Linked DNA regions of Homo sapiens: all the other regions are linked to region 2. The links are chromatin contacts, found by Hi-C or POLR2A ChIA-PET in ENCODE. All regions are on one chromosome and are shown on one strand. The core of a region is the stretch at or near the end of the contact, and the rest is flanking DNA. Distances in the headings are between cores, read along the strand shown.

Evidence for each region. A loop is a pair of places that touch in the nucleus more often than their neighbours do. ChIA-PET counts read pairs that join two places held with the same protein, here RNA polymerase II (POLR2A). Pooled maps may share reads with other maps.
Region 1: a loop to region 2 is called in a map of CD8-positive, alpha-beta T cell, with 39 times the contacts of the local background. The contact joins the promoter of GOLGA1 here to the promoter of DENND1A in region 2. A Hi-C loop is called at or near these places in 2 of 168 maps with a recorded cell type or tissue (CD8-positive, alpha-beta T cell and naive thymus-derived CD4-positive, alpha-beta T cell) and 5 of 50 pooled maps.
Region 3: a loop to region 2 is called in a map of CD8-positive, alpha-beta T cell, with 9 times the contacts of the local background. The contact joins the promoter of PDCL here to the promoter of DENND1A in region 2. A Hi-C loop is called at or near these places in 2 of 168 maps with a recorded cell type or tissue (CD8-positive, alpha-beta T cell and naive thymus-derived CD4-positive, alpha-beta T cell), 1 of 37 single-sample maps with no recorded cell type and 9 of 50 pooled maps. POLR2A ChIA-PET finds 5 or more read pairs at or near these places in 1 of 52 experiments (H1).

Annotation. Positions count from the first base shown.
Region 1 is chr9:124,939,153-124,942,582 of GRCh38, reverse strand. GOLGA1 (golgin A1) reads left to right here and starts at 1,500. Exons shown (of 23, transcript NM_002077.4): 1 at 1,500-1,612; 2 at 2,428-2,477. RefSeq lists silencers at 1,066-1,125, 1,456-1,825 and enhancers at 907-1,407, 1,408-1,908.
Region 2 is chr9:123,928,576-123,932,072 of GRCh38, reverse strand. DENND1A (DENN domain containing 1A) reads left to right here and starts at 1,947. Exons shown (of 24, transcript NM_001352964.2): 1 at 1,947-2,184. The coding sequence starts at 2,168. RefSeq lists a silencer at 1,721-2,210 and enhancers at 2,561-2,760, 2,390-3,075, 3,011-3,090.
Region 3 is chr9:122,827,202-122,830,673 of GRCh38, reverse strand. It overlaps PDCL (phosducin like), which reads left to right and starts at 2,086. Exons shown (of 4, transcript NM_005388.5): 1 at 2,086-2,203. RefSeq lists an enhancer at 1,890-2,184.

The DNA of each region.
Region 1 (3,430 bases), core at 251-2,750, 1.0 Mb before region 2:
CAGCTGAACTGTTAGGGTTTGCTTCATTCAAATATCTCAGAGGCTTTGAACTATCTTGGGGTTGATGCTTCTTGTTAGTTTGTCAATGTTTGAATCCTGGTTTTGGTTTTTTCCCTGCCCTGCTCCTGCAGGTCAGAACTGGAACACGCGAGGGAAGGGACTGTTGAAGAATTGGGTGGAATCTGCTTATTCTTGGGCTTGTGTTGAGTCTGGGGATGGAACCAGAGTTCCTTAAGGTGGAATGGCTGGCTTGGCATTGACGAGTTCAGGGACCTGACTTAGGGTACTGATTTGGACCGTGACTTTTTGTTTGAGATAGAGTTTCGCTCTTGTTGCCCAGGCTGGAGTGCAATGGCGCGATCTTGACTCACTGCAACCTACACCTCCCGGGTTCAAGCGATTATCCTGCCTCAGCCTCCCAAGTAATTGGGATTACAGGCATGGGCCACCATGCCCGGCTAATTTTGTATTTTTAGTAGAGACGAGGTTTCGCTATGTTAGGCTGGTCTGAACTCCTGACCTCGGGTGAACCACCCGCCTCGGCTTCTCAAAGTGTGGGGATTACAGGAGTGAGCCACCGCGCCCGGCCTGGACTGTGACTTGGAACAAGATAGTTTTTCCTCTTTTGTTTATTTTCCTACTGCCTGCATGATTGCTATTTATTTAAAGAGACGGAGTCTCGCCACGGTGCCCAGGCTGGTCTGGAAGCCCTGGTCTCAAGAGATCCTCCCACCTCGGTCTTCCGAGTAGCTGGGACCACAGAAGCGCGCGCCGTGCACTTTTGATGTTTTCAACTTCCTTCCTAAGCAGAAAGGAGACGGCCCAGCAGCGGATGGTGAAGCTAATCCAATATAGTGAGCTGCCACCAGCGTTTTTAAGTGCATTACATAGTAAGAACGTGGTTCTGCTGGACGTTATGTACTCGGTTGCGATATAAAACGCATCATCTACAGTAGGTGACAGGCGCCAAAGTCTAAAAACTGGTCTCAAGGTGTAAGGTCCCAGGACTAGTTTCTGGAGCTACTGGCTTGTGAGTGAAGCTGGAGGCGCAGACTTCCCGGGTCACACGGTGGCAAGGCAGCTGCCTAGGGTGCGGCGGGACCGGGCGGCGCGGGGGGGCGCCTGGCCAAGCAGTGCAGCCCCGGCCGGGTTTGTAGCCAGCACAGCACAGCGGGGCCTGTGGCACCGACTGGGTTCTTTTACTTTTGACACGAAGCCCCTCCCACTTACCACGCTCTGCACGCGCCCCTGTTAAAATAGAAAAAGACCGAGAGGCCTCGGAGACTCAGTCATCATCTGTGGCTCTGGCCGCTCGCTGACGTGGCGAACTGGGCTGAGGGAGCGCCCGGCTGGGCACCCGAGAACTCCAGCCGTTCCGGCCCAGTCGCCGCTCAGAGGTGGTAACAGTAGCCGCCAAGGCCGCGCACGGGCGCATGCGCGCGTCGGACCAACCCCCTCCCCCCACCGCGCAGTCACTTCCGGCGCGCTGGGAGACGTGCGGTTCCGGGTCGCTGCTCGGCTCGCCGGCTGGGCGGTGGGGGTTGGTGACGCGGGCCGGGGCTCACGAGAGGCCCGGGAGGCGGGGCTTTGCTGGCTTCCCAGAGAGAGGCAGGTGCGCGGGCCAGGACTCCGGGAATGCGAGCAGGCCCCTTATTCTCCCAGTGGCCTCGGTCTGTCCCCACAGCGGCCCGGTCAGGGTTGCCCGAGCCCCAAGGCGGGGGGCGGCACCGGGGTGCTGAAAGGGTGAGAGTGGGGGCGGAGGCGGGCTGCCCCGGCCTGGGAGTCTGGAGCCTAGGGTTCCGGGATTCCTCCCTGCGCGACCTTGGACAAGTCGCTCCTCCTCTCTAGGGCTCAGTTTCCTTGCTGTCAAATGGGAGAGATGTTGGATCCTTCCTTTCTTTGACAGTCCAAAGCACGGGCGGGGCTGGAGGTAGCCTGAGGGAGTGAGATCCAAACTGCCGTGGCAGGCACCTGCCTGCCTCCCTGGGGGTTAGACATCTGTCTTTACCCAATTTTGCCTTGCTTTTTGTCAGTGCACATCCGTGACCAGACGCCCAGGGTCTGGCCGGGTAAACAGTATGTGAGTGTAGTAATCAACTGAGAAATAAATACTGGCTCCAGGAAAACTTAACCTCATTCAAATTGTTTTGCTCAGGGCTCCCAGGGAGAAGTGAATTTAGGCACCCGCTGCGGTGATCAATTCTGTTCTATGCGCTTGTAAGTGAAGCTCTTAGGCAAAAAACAATTTCATAGGAGATCAGGGTTAGGGAGGGTATCCCATTGAGAGTTGTGACAGGTTTTCTTACCCCCTTTAATCCTTCTTCTGCCCCTCCTCTTCCTTCACTTCTTCCCCCTATCCCCACCCAACATTTTGGCCATACACTTGAAAAGAAATACCCAATGCATTTTATCTTTGTCTTCATGCAGGACAGAATGCTTTGACCTCCAAGCTGTTTTAAATCTAGTAGATAAGCCAGGTGAGTAAGTGGTTTACACACATTGAAAGTAAAGTTTCTGAAGAATTGTACAGCCTTAATGGAGGATCTGAAGTGGTAAGATGGCATTTGTGTATCTCAGAGCAGAGCTTAGGTATCCTCCACAAAACATGGAAAGTTAAGGTTGGAACCAGAATATTAGTGTTTTATACACCATTAGGAGGAAAAGGTTTTTGAATCTTACTTTGAATATCATGTCAAACATTCTTAAGAAAAGAAACTGTGAGGCCGGGCGCAGTGGCTTATGCCTGTAATCCCAGCACTTTGGGAGGCCAATGCAGGTGGATCATCTGAGGTCAAGAGTTTGAGACCAGCCTGACCAACACGGAGAAACCTCGTCTCTACTAAAAATATAAAATAAGCCGGGCATAGTGGCGCATTCCTGTAATCCCAGCTACTCGGGAGGCTGAGGCAGGAGAATCGCTTGAACCCAGGAGGTGGAGGTTGCGGTGAGCCGAGATAGTGCCATTGCATTCCAGCTTAGGCAACAAGAGCGAAACTCCATCTCAAAAAAAAAAAAAAAAAAAAAAAAAAAAAGAAAGAAAGAAAATAAACTCATTGGAGGTAATTTTATCAAACTCAAAACCACACAGCGTCTCTAGAAAATGTTCAAGGATATCAGATACTTATATAATAGAGTTGTCTGGTGTGTCTTCTTTTTTCTGTTACCAGCTTTTCCTATTGGACAGTTGATTGCAAACCATCCTGAAACAGTAGGATATTACACCTTTTACATATTGAATTACATATTGAATATTGAATTACATATGAATTGAATTACATGCATTTTTGTCTTCAACTTAAAGAACACTAAACTGTAGTTAAGCTTATTGGAGGAAGGATTTGAAATCATTAAGTCATGAATATATGATGTTGATGTCTGCTCTGGGACATTTTACCAAGTGTGTTATATGTCATAGCCAACATGTAATTAA
Region 2 (3,497 bases), core at 698-3,197:
TTTTACGGGGGAGGAAACTAAAACATACACTTGTCTAATCATTTGCATAAAATCTGCCAGTCAATGCTGAAGCCAGAATTAGAAGCCACGTTCCTAACTCCCAGTCCAGTGCTCTCTCCTCAGACCACCCTGCTGTCTCTGAGGCCACCTGAGCAGACACATAATCCCCACCTTCTACCTCCCTCTCCAACACACACACACACACACACACACACACACACACACACACACACCCCACCCAGCAGGCACCCAGACATATTTGTGGCCAGGATGGCTACAACCTCCTTTGAAAAGCAGCCAGCTTTGCCCTCCACCAATAACTTTGTTTTATTTATAGTCTCCTGCTCAGAGCTTTTGAACTGGCTCCCATTCCAGGGAAGATCTTGATAGCAACTGTTCCTTGGAGAAGTTTCATAGGTGAATAAACACCACAGAGCTCCTGCCTGTCTAGCAGAGCTTTGCTCCTGGGGGTGTTTACAAGTCGGTATTGGTGTCTGGGTGCATAAGACTTTAAATTCAAAATGACAGTTTGGACATTTTCACTTTTTTTTTGGTTTTCATTTTAAAAAGTTTACCCTTTGACTTCAACAACCTAAAGGCAGAGGCAAAAGGGAGAAACTATCTTTATTCAGAAGGTGACTCCAACAGAAGAAGTCTTCTACGACTTATCTTCTGGCTTTCTTTCCTCCCATCCTGGCCGGGAGCTAGGACGCAGGACCAGTTACGTAGAGGCTATGGGGTGGGGGTAGGGTGGGGAGGCACTCCATGCATTTATAAGAACTAAAATGGCAGAAGTGATGAATGGCATTTCGGGACAGAAAATTGGAAAAAAAAAAAAAAAAAGGAAAAAAAGCCTAATATTAAAAATGTCTTTGGACTTGTGGCCAAAGGTGCCACCTTAAAGCATGACTATGTCACAGGTGTCTGGAATGATTCAGTCTGGACACTAATCTTGGCTTCTTCACTCGTTGCTAGTTATGTGACCTTGGGAATGTGGCTCAGTTTCCTCTTTGTAAATTAGGGAGATGAACACAGGATTATTGTGAGGATTGGCACTAATGATGTACGGAAATACTGTGTCTGATGCAGAAAGGGCACTCACCCGCTCATTAAAGGGTGGCTAATGGTAGCTGTGATTATTGCTTCCTTTATGATCCCTCTGGCCCTAGAGGGGATGAAATTGAGGTGTTCATGGAAGTGAATCCCAAGGGGGAGCAGGGGTAGGTAGCAGGCTGGTGATCTCGGCTCTCAAATCCTTTCATTTGCATTGAGTTAATCTCTATCAGGGACTGTTGTGTTAACAGGAGGCTTCGATGTTGGAGTTCCCAAAACGGCTGATAAAGGGAGGCAGAGGTCCTCAGCGGGAGGGCAGAGCTGAGCCACCACGTGGGTCCACGAAGCCCCCAGGTGGCTTTCCTGTAGGTATGTGGGGTCTCCTTCAAGCTCTAAGGGGAAAGGAAGAGGAAAGGCCTTCAGATGGGGAAGTGGACGGTGTGATGGAGAAGAGGTTCTGCACGGAACTTACTGGAAGGTGCGGGATGTTAAAGGGAAAACGTGTTTTCATGGAGGCCTGGGCGGGGGATTAGCTCTCCGTTAGAGAGGCTGGGTGGGAGGCCTCCAATGGGAGGATTGGTGGCGGTTTCATCGGGAGGGCTTGGGGTCTCCATGAGAGGATTAGGGTCTCTTCAGGGCGGCTGTGAGTGGAGGTTTCCAGCGGGGCGCAGTGGGGTGCAGATGTGTAAGGGCCTGCAACGGAACGCCAGAGTCCTCCGGGGCCCGCGCCCTGGGAGACGTGCGGGTGACCGCGCTCCCGCCCCGCCCCCACCGGCCACGGCCCCGCCCCCGCGAGCGGACTACACTTCCCAGCAGCCCCAGCGGGCAGCGGCGGCGGCAGCGCGGGCGGGAGGGGCGGTGGTGAGAGGCGGAGGGGGCGGCGCGCGCCGGGCACGCGCGCCGGCGACCATGGCGTTCGCCGGGCTGGAGCGAGTACATTAACCCCTGGAGGCGGCGGCGGCGGCGAGGGAGCGAGCCTCGAGCGGGCGGGCCCCAGCCTGAGGGAAGGGAGGAAGGGGCGGGGAGAGCGCCAGAGGGAGGCCGGTCGGCCGCGGGCGGGCGGGCAGCGCAGCGCCGAGCGGGGCCCGCGGGCCCATGAGGAGGCCTGGGGACCATGGGCTCCAGGATCAAGTGAGTGCGGCCGGGCCGGGCGGAGCCGGGCCGGGCGCGGGGCGGCGAGGCCGGGCCAGGGCTGCAGGCCGCGGGCCGCGCGGGGGACTTGTTGCCGAGACCAGAGGGGCGCCCCGCGTGACGCCGGCACGCGGGGAGGGGGACGGTTGCTATGGCGATCCAGGGAGGCGCGGGGGCGGGGTGCGCGCGGGGTGGCAGGGCGCCGGGGGTCAGGTGTCCCCTCCTCACCTGGGGGTCGGAACAGCTGAGATTACAGGGCGGCCCCCTCCCCGGGTTTACGGAGAGCCCCTGAAAATGGTCCTTCAACTGTGGGGAAGGGGAGTGGGAAAGCCCCGGAAGCACCTCCCCATGTTTGGGCATGTTTGGGGCGCCCCTGAAAGTTGGCAGGTCCGGAGAGGTTGCAGCCTGGCCGCTTGAGGCCTGCGGCCCCCACAGAAGTCGCGTGAGGTTCTTAGAGGGAGGGGCCGCTCATGGTGTGGCCACCTAAGGTGTGGATGGCCGGGGAGGAAGGCCTGTCTCTCTATTTCCCCCCTCTTATCTGTGAAAATCTCCACGCAGCAAGGTCCAAAGGCTGTGAAGGAGGATACCTCTGTGTTGTAACCGAGCACCTGCTCTTGATAATCGTTGGAAAGGCTTTGTAACTCAATCTGGCGAATTCCCTCACTCATTCATTCACCTGGAGTTCCCGGTGGAGGGTTAGCTTTCCGGGGAAATTGTTGATACATGTAACTTCAGAATCCACTGAAACATTGTTGCTGTCCTTGTAGACTTAGAAGTTGACTTTGGAAAGTGCAACTCTTAAGCGGTCCAATTTGGGTGTGTGGCTTTCGACTCTATCTCCCCTCCCAGCCAGGTCCTCTTGTGGCCTCTCCCTTCCTCTGCCCCAGAACTGGAGATGTTTTATCTCTAATTACTAACAAATGTTCACTTTTTCCTCTGTGACTAATAGAATTGTTTAAGGGCATTAAAAAGCAAAGTTGACAGCATAGGCTTTTCTGTAAAACAACTTTCCTAGGACACTTTAAACCCTCTTACAAGAAAGTTTGTGGAATGTGTTTATTTCAGCATTTTGAGAATTGTACTAGGGAAGTTTGAAAGGAGAAGGGCCTTAAGGGTGAAACTAATAATTATTCAAACATTGCATCTCATGTCCAGGTGATGCCCGTGCAGTGTGACCCTTGCCCAGCCTTGCAGTCCCCCGTGTGGTTAGGCTTCTCATTTACAAAATATGTATGAGATGCGCTGCAGCAGCCTTGAGACATCTGCTGAATGAAACTAGAAAAGTTTGCTTATGGTAATGAAAATGGAAGAGT
Region 3 (3,472 bases), core at 837-3,336, 1.1 Mb after region 2:
TTGCGCCACTGCACTCCAGCCTTGGCAACAGAGTAAGACTCCGTCTTAAATAAATAAATAAATAAATAAACCAGTGTCGGGCAGTTCTTTATAGCAGTATGAACTGCCTGACACTGGGTTATTTATTTACAGCAGTATGAAAACGGACTTATTAATACAGTATTCTTGAATGGGTGTGTGTTTGTGTGTGGTATTTTTTGACTCCTCTGAGGGCCTCAGCAAACAGCCTCTCTGAAAACAGGCAGGTACAGAAATTTGCAGACAATTTCAGGTGGTCCTAGAACCACAAATTAAGATCCCCTACCCCAAATTAAGAGCCCTATTTTAAACAGTGTATCTTTCTAGAATATTTTCTATGATTCAATTTACCCAAAGCTTTCTATGAGCAACTTCACGGTTGTGTATTGGATACTTCAACAAGGGCTCAGAATTTGAAATCATTTTAGGTTTTAAAAAAGTTGCAAAAACAGACGACAAAGTATGCCTGAGGAAAAAGAAAAAAAAGTTGCAAAATATCATAGTATGGCTTTACCCTGGAAGAAGAAAACAAAGTTGCAAAAATAGGATAGTGCTTCCCTAGATTCTTCATCTAATAGAATCTCCAAAAGTTCACATCTTACATAGTATAATTATTAAAACTATTGATACAATACTACTAATATGAATTAATAGGCCTTATTCAAATTTCGTCAGTTGTCCCATTCATGTCCTTTTTATTTTTCTTTTTTGAGACGGAGTCTCAGTCTTGACCCCCAAGCTGGAGTGCAGTGGTGCGATCTCAGCTGTCTGCAACCTCCGCCTCCCGGGTTCAAGCGATTCTCCTGCCTCAGCCTCCGAGTAGCTGGGATTACAAGTGTGCACCACCATGCCCGGCTAATTTTTGTATTTTTAGTAAAGACGGGGTTTCGCCATGTTGGCCAGGCTGGTCTCGAACTCCTGACCTCAGGTGATCTGCCCGCCTCGGCCTCCCAAAGTGCTGGGATTACAGGAGTGAACCACCGCACCCGGCCCCATGTCCTTTTTCTATACCAGGAGCCAATTCCGGATTTCACATTACATTCCTGCTCTGTCACCCAGGCTGGCCTCCAAGTCCTGGGCTGAGCGATCCTCCCGCCTCAGCCTCCTGCGTAGCTGGGACTACAGGCGCGCGCCACCACTCCTGGCTGCCGCTTCTTTAAAATGGTGAAACCCCGTCTCTACTAAAAATAGAAAAAATTAGCCGGGTCTGCTGGCGGACGCCTGTAATCCCAGCTACTCTGGAGGCTGAGGCAGGAGAATCTCTTGAACCCGGGAGGCGGAGGTTGCAGTGAGCCGAGATCGCGTCACTGCACTCCAGCCTGGGCAAGAAGAGCGAAACTCCGTCAAAAAAATATATATATATATTTTAATCTATGCCCTGTACTTGAGGGATTTGTGCTCTCGGGCAAATTACCGAACGTCTCTGAGTCACTTTTCCGTCTAATAGACGTGATGCGATGAAGAACCAATAAAAAACACACTTTGAATGGCTTCGGAAACTTCGAAGGGAAGTGAATACATTTTTCTTTTCTTTCTTTCTTTTTTTTTGAGACAGTCTCGCTCTGTCGCCCAGGCTGGGGTGCAGTGGCGCGATCTCGGCCCACTTCAACTTCTGCCTCCTGGGTTTAAGCGATTCTCCTGCCTCAGCCTCCCGAGTAGCTTGGATTACAGGCGTCGGCCACCAGGCCCGGCTAATTTCTGTATTTTTAGTAGAGACGGGTTTTCAACGTGTTGGCCAGGCTGGTCTTGAACTCATGACCTTAAGTGATCCGCCCGCCTCGGCCTCCTAAAGTGCTGGCATTACAGGCGTGAGCCACCGCGCCCGGCCTGTGAATACATTTTTCTTATTGCTTGACGCTGGGTCATACAATTCACTTTTTTGTTGTGCAGATTAAAACCAAAACAAAGCAATTAGGAGAGCGTTGTTGTCGAGGTGTTTTGTTCCAAGGTAGGACCCGTAGCTTCTCCCCTGCCCCTCAGCTGGGAGTAGCGGCTTCTGATTGGACAATGCGCGTCCGCCACGACGCAGGAAGGCCGCCTCATTGGTCCGCGCTGTCGGGCTTCGGCGGCTTTTCTCTTTAGCGCTCAGGGCGCTGACCCACTGCTCTTCCTCTTAAGAAAGTGCTCCATTCCTTCCGGCGCCCGGAGCTGCTGGCCCAAAGGGATCCGGAGCGAGCTAGGGCAGGTAACTGCATTGGGGTCCACCGGGAAGCGGCAGCAGCTGCGGACTACGGGAGGGAGTGGGGTTGGCGAGCTTGGGTAAAACTGCCCCTTCTTCGCTCTGTCTCGACCCCCAAGTTCTCCGCGTCTTCCTCGTCCCCTTTCCTCCTCTGGCCCCACCTCCCCCGGGCCCTTCCAGCCTTCCCCCAAAAGCTCCACACACCCCTCTGCTTCCCGTCCGGGGGCCCCGCCTCCTCTGCTCGCGTCTCCAGGGGGCCCGCCCTCGTCTCCTCCCCGCAGCGGTCCCTCCTTTAGGAGCGCAACTCCTTCCCTCCCCTCCGCCGCTGCTGTGTCCCCCGCTTGGCCCATTCCTGGGCCTTAAGTTTGGTTTTGTTCCTTCTTGGCACCTCCACCTGTCTCTCCATGATCCCTGTCTCCTTTGCATCTGACTGCTGGAGTCCTCCGATTCTCCCGTTGACCCAGGCTGCGAGTTTAGCAAATTGTGCAGCGGCATTGTGCTGGGCTTTGGGGATAGAGGTAGTGACTAGAGGTCCCTACGTTCAAGAACTCCTTGCCCGGTGGGAGAGAGTCACTTTGTAAATGGAGTATGATAGGCCCGGTGATAAGTCTTTAAGGCAGCCGCATTCCTGCTGAATTCTCAAGCAGGCCTCTGGGGGCTAAGCTGCATCTTTTCATCAGAATGCCCTTGGCTACTTCTGATGCAGAAGCCTGGTCCTTTATATTTTTAGTTTTTATTTTTTTTTGAAACAGAGTCTCGCTCTGTCTCCCAGGCTGGAGTGCAGTGGCGTGATCTTGGCTCACTGCAACCTCCGCCTCCCGGATTCAAGAGATTCTCGTGCCTCAGCCTCCTGAGTAGCTGGGAAAACAGACACCCGCCACCACACCTGGCTAATTTTTGTTTGTTTGTTTGTTTGCTTTTACTAGTAGAGACAAGAGTTTCGCCATGTTAGCCAGGCTGGTCTCGAATACCTGGTCTCAAGTGATCCTCCCTCCTCGGCCTCCCTAAGTGCTGGGATTACCTGCGCGAGCCCGGCCATCATAGTCCTTTAAACCCTTGGGAGTTATTAAAATCTTTGTATGGGCCCTTCTTTTAAACTGTCAGAATAGGTAGCGTTTCAGAGACCATCCATCCAAGCCCTCAGGGTGTTGTCTGGGAAGTTGAAGGCTGGTGACAGAGAGTGATTGCCTAGACAAATAGTGACTCAGCATTGTACTCTTGATGCCTCTTTTTGGGGTTTTTCCTGAGGATACTTAAACAATTTTTCAATTAGGC